Linked DNA regions of Homo sapiens: region 2 is linked to region 1. The links are chromatin contacts, found by Hi-C in ENCODE. All regions are on one chromosome and are shown on one strand. The core of a region is the stretch at or near the end of the contact, and the rest is flanking DNA. Distances in the headings are between cores, read along the strand shown.

What was found. A loop is a pair of places that touch in the nucleus more often than their neighbours do. Pooled maps may share reads with other maps.
Region 2: a loop to region 1 is called in a map of CD4-positive, alpha-beta memory T cell, with 20 times the contacts of the local background. The contact joins the promoter of FOSL2 here to the promoter of ASXL2 in region 1. A Hi-C loop is called at or near these places in 1 of 168 maps with a recorded cell type or tissue (CD4-positive, alpha-beta memory T cell), 1 of 37 single-sample maps with no recorded cell type and 8 of 50 pooled maps.

Annotation. Positions count from the first base shown.
Region 1 is chr2:25,877,161-25,879,763 of GRCh38, reverse strand. It overlaps ASXL2 (ASXL transcriptional regulator 2), which reads left to right and starts at 1,277. Exons shown (of 13, transcript NM_018263.6): 1 at 1,277-1,598. The coding sequence starts at 1,542. RefSeq lists a silencer at 1,098-1,257 and an enhancer at 2,168-2,217.
Region 2 is chr2:28,391,576-28,394,178 of GRCh38, reverse strand. FOSL2 (FOS like 2, AP-1 transcription factor subunit) reads right to left here and starts at 1,321. Exons shown (of 4, transcript NM_005253.4): 1 at 357-1,321. The coding sequence starts at 458. The region is part of intron 1 of FOSL2-AS1 (FOSL2 antisense RNA 1); the gene reads left to right. RefSeq lists enhancers at 1-204, 360-1,291 and silencers at 322-498, 985-2,104.

The sequences.
Region 1 (2,603 bases), core at 28-2,527:
ATTTGGGAAAATATATCCATATCAATTGCTGAAATAGGCTGTTTGATCCATGACTGAACGGAAATATAAGGAAGTATCTAGATACTTCTAGATGGCCTCTCAAACTCCCTTTAATATCTTTTTCTCTTTTTTTTTTGCACAACAGATCCTTTTTGAAAAATGGAGGAAAAGTTATGAATCCTCTTAAAAAATTCACATATAACACACAAAATATAGTTCATAATTTTAGGGAGTCCATGAATTTCTGAAACGCATCCATAAACTTTAAGTATTGCTCTCACCTGTCTTTCCTCCCAAGAGGCAATCCAATCCTCAGTCCTATTTCACACTATAGTAAGTTTACTGGATTGTTTGGAAGCAGCTTCTGGAAGCAGGTGGATTTGGGAGATCAGCAGTTGTTACTACATTCTTCTTACTTTGCAAGGTATCAAGGTGTAGATGATGTAAGAGAAGATGCCACATTCTGGATCTTTCAGAAAGCTGTTACGGATACTACAAATAATGGTCTCTGACCACAGAAATAGGTGAATCATTCAGCAAATATTTACTGGGCGCCTGATATGTACAGGCACTATGCTAGGGACTGAGCTCACCGAAATAAAGAAGACACCATTTCTGTCATTGATGAGTAGCTTCACATGTAAAAGCATGGATGCAGTTACTGGTGGCCTTAAAAACAAAGTCACCTAAGTTTGAGGCATTCTGGGGAGATGGAAAGGGCTCTGAGCTGGCAATTTGATTTTTGGTTTCTCTACATCCCAGACTTATGAGCTTGGCAAGTCACTCAATCTCAGTTGCTTCGCCTATCGAATGGGGTTAATAGGCAGACGAGAATTGTTGCCTATCTTCAAAAAGATAACCTCTGTAAAAATGCAAATAAATGAGAAAACACAAACGCAGGGCTGATCTAAAGTGATAGTTGGCAGAGCCACCCACTGAGGGAAGAGTTCAGCTCCCCAGGTCTACACAGCCTGTGCAGCGCCTCGCAAGAGGCGGGATCCGCTCAGTAAGCTTTCCCGGATGGCACAGGTTCCGCTTCCGCAGGCAGATATTCGCTGTAGGTGTGAGCGCCAGGCGTCAGACTACAGCTACTGCCGGGGCCTCCTTGGCGCGCATGCTCCTGCGGAGAGGCGGAGACCGGAAGGGCGGGGGCGTGGCGAGGTACCGCAGACCGCCGGCTCGATAGCTCAGCGGCCGGGCTTGGGAGGCGGGGGCGCGCCCGCGCTCGTTCGCGCGGCCGGCTGCGTACAGTAGTGACGGCCGCGCGGGAGCGGTCACATGACCGTAGCGGCAGCCTGTACAGTAAGAACCCAATATGGCAGCGGCGGTAGCAGTGGCAACGGCAGCAAGAGGACCGGCCGCCCCATAGACCCCCCCGCGCACCACCCCCGCCGCTTCCTCTGCTTGGGTGCCCCCCCGGTCTGACTTCCCTTTTCTCCCACCTTTCCCGGCACCGCGGGAAAAGCAGCGCAGGGCAGAGCAGGCAGGGAGGGCGGCCGGAGCCCGGACACGGGAGCCTCCCAGTCAGTTCAAGACCCGACATGAGGGAAAAGGGACGTAGGAAGAAGGGCAGGACCTGGGCGGAGGCCGCCAAGACGGTAAGGGGGAGGGAGCGAAGGGGAAGGCCGGGAGGATTTTGTTCCCTTGTCGCCCGCCAGTCGCAGGGAAAGGGAGGTCACTGGCCCAGGGACCCGGCTGAAGGGGCACAAAACCGCGCGGAGAGGGCGGCGGTTAGTGTCGGGGTTGCGATCCCTGTGGGAATGGAGGCGCCCGGCGGAACGTGATAGCCGCGGGGCCGTGGCGTCCCTCGGCGTCTGCGGCGAGTCCTCTCAGTGTTTTGAGGCTGTCTTTTGGGGTCGAGCCGATATCACCTCCGCTCTGTGGTAGCCCTCGCCCCGGCACGGGGAAGTCTGTGGTGCTTGCACGGTAACCGGTTCTTCTCCCTTGTGCGGCTGGAGAGCCCCCATTGGATGCAGATAGGAGAAGGCTTGTGCGTGCATCCAGCCCCGGAAAGGAGAGGGGAGCGCTGGAGCTGGATAGAATTTACCCGTTACAGCGGACGTGCCTGTGACCCCGGGCCCCCTGTTTGTCTGGCTCCCGGAGCAGACGAGAGATCACGAGGCTTTTGTTTTTGTTTGGTGTTGGAGCCGAAAGTGCAGGAGGTGTTTAGAAACGAAGTAACAGGTGGGACTTGTAGAATTTTTTTTTTTCCTGTTTCCGTAGAGACCTACTCTGAACAAGGCAGCAATGCATGGTGGGACGTGTAGTTTACCCGGCCTTCACGTTACCCTAGCCAAAGGGATGGTGCCCTAATGAAGTTGTAATTAGTGGGCAAAACAATTTTCCCCCTAATTGTGTTATGACGAAATTTAGAGGTAGATTTTAAAAAGTGGAATATTGAGGATTAGTGAGAACTTTTACCATATTTTAAGAAGAAAAAATTAAAAGCATGTTGTATGCAGAAATGAAATGGCAGGAGATAGTGAAGTTCATACATCGTTGAGGGTGCAGCAGAAAAGTAATAGGGCATTAAACGGCAGCATTTTAATAGTGGAAAGTGAGAGGTGTTCACCCCTTTAATGGTGATTAATGCCGGTAATACT
Region 2 (2,603 bases), core at 72-2,571, 2.5 Mb before region 1:
ACCCAGAGAGAAGACGCGGGGCAGGGGTGGGGGGGGGGGGGCAGACACTGGGGAGGGGGAGTAGTTCTTGGAAGGAGGTAACAGGCTCCTGGTAGGGGGCCTACAATTCCAGGAGTCTATCTGGGTAAAATATAACGTGAGAGGAAAAGGGCATGTTGTCTCTTCAAGCCCACTCTCCAATCCCCTAGTTTAAAAGGGGGTGGGGGGGAAGGGGAGGACGAAAATCCAGAACTTACAACGGTGGCCCGTAGGTATTTTCTCGCCAAGAAAAAGAAAAGAAAGCAAAAGAGGCAGTGGCGGCGAGAAGAGGGCAGGGGTCCGCCCGCGCCGCCAGGTGCACCGGGGCCCGCACCTACCTGCTGGCCGCCGCCGCCGCTGGAGTAGGACTCGGCGTGCGCAGGAGAGCCGCTGCTGCCCCGGGACGAGGTGTCAAAGTTCCCGGGATAATCCTGGTACATGATCCGCGGTGGGGGCCGGAGAGGAAACAGGGTGTTTTTCTTCCCCCGCCCTCGCCGCGGCCGCGCACCGGCTGCTGCGCGCTCGTTCGTCCGCCGGCCGCGCCGCGGGCTCTGGGCTTCGCTCCTGGGTTTCTCCCCCACCGCGGAGGGCGAGGACAGGGAGGCGGCGACACCTCAGGAACAGCGTCCCCCGAGCGTCCCTTACAGCACTTCTTTCCGGCTCTGCGAGCGCCGCGGGACCAGTTGTCCACCCGATCCCTCCCTCTAAAAAGTCGGCGCGTCTCTCGGTCCCTCCCCTGCGCGCGCCCTCCCGCCCCCGCGCGCAGCCGGAGCTCAGCGGGGACCCACGGCCCAATCAAAAATTGGAAATTAAAAAAAAGATTAGGAGCCCAGCGAGCCTGGCCTGCCAGCCCTGGGGACCCCCGATTTCAGACAGGGCCAAAAAGGCGGAAAGAAAAGCTGTCCGCTGGGAGAAACTTCTGTTTCTTCCTTTTAGAAAAGGAGCCGGAGAATAAACTTCCCGTGGCCGACTCGCCGCCCGAGTTTCGGGGCGGCTCGGATACTTGACTAGGAGAAGGCGGCGTGCGCCCGTCCCGCGGCCCCGAGCGCGCCAGGGGGACAGCGGCTCGTGGGGCTCAAGTAGAGCTGGCGCTGAGAGGGACGCGGCCCCGCTCCCCGCTCCGGCGCCCAGACCCGCACCCCTTCCCCGGAGCCCGCTCCCGGACGGGCCCGCCTCGCCCGGCCGCGCCTCTCCCTCTCTCTCTCTCTCTCTCTCCCTCTTTCTGTCCCCGCCGAGCGCCGCTCGTTCGCTCGCTCGCTGGTTCGCTCGGAGCCCTAGCGCTCTGCCCGAGATGAGTCACTACAATGGCACGAGTTCAACTCACACTCTTTATTCTCCAGCCCTGTACCATGTGGATTCACTCACGTCAACCCCAGACTCCACCTTGCAGGGAGGAGCGCACGAGGAGGCGGGGGGAGGAGGCCGCGGAGGAGGAAGAGGCGCGGGAGGGGAGGAGGCGGGCGCAGCTCTCCCCTCCCAGCCCCGGCTCCCGGCCGCGCTGACGCCAACCGCGCACCCCGCGCGAGGAAGCCAGGCGGTGGCACGGGCGGGAGCGGGCGCCACGCACGGTTCGGAGGCGCCGAGGCAGCCCCGGCCCTCCCCAGTCCCCCGCTCACCCCCCGGGCCCAGCGCCCTTGGTCTGTTCCATTGGCGCACGTTGCCAAAGATGGTCATTTGCGTTAGAGGACGCGAGTGCGGGTTTCCTCGCTTTCGGGTGACGTGGAGGGAGAGGGATTCCCTCGCCCGCTCCCGAGTGCGCTGCGGCCTCTCCCCCGCCCTGGGAAGGGGCTCGGGGCGGGGCCCCGAGAGCGGCCGCGCGGGTCTCGCCTCCGGATTTTAGAAAATAATCACAGCCCTGACGGCGAGACGGGCGGTTCGGTGCGGCGCCACCGGGAGGCCGGGAGCCGGGCGCGCAGAGCCGCTCGCAGGGAGGGCGCGGCTGCGCGCGGTCGTAGGCGCCCTCCGCGGCGCCGCCGAGTGCAGCGGGCGCCCCGGGCGCGCAGGGTGCCCGCGCCGCCCTGCGGCCGGGTGTTGGCGGGGCACGGCGCCGGGCGGGGCTGGCCTGCCTATTTTTCCCTCCGTGGCGGTCTGCCTACCGGTTCCCTTTTTGTTTTTTGTTTTTCATGTTTTCGGTCCTACAGTTAATTCGTTAGGAGTAGCCTTGAAGATGAAATTAACCAGTCAAGACATTCCGGCCGCCCTATACGCCGGGCAATTAGGACGCATCTAATAAGAGTAATCGGGCGTTTATAAGCAAACTCCAGACTGTTACGAATTAAAAAAAAAAAAAAAAAGCCAGCGAGAGGGTGTGCCCCAACGTTGTCGTCTTCAGCTGTTTTGGAGCGAAGTTCAGGGCGCGGGTTGCCGGACATTTGGGTCCTCCTCCCTCGCTGGGCGGGGCTGGGAGGGGCGCGGCGCAGGGTACAGAGCACAGACCTTAGAGCAGGAACGCCCGGCTACGCTATTTACGAGCTGTGAGATCTTGGACGAATTCCTTAACCTCTCTGGGCCTCAGTTTCCTCCTATAAAGTGAAGGAGTTTGGAGACATGACCTTAGGCCCTTCTCTGCTCTGGAGCTCCAATCC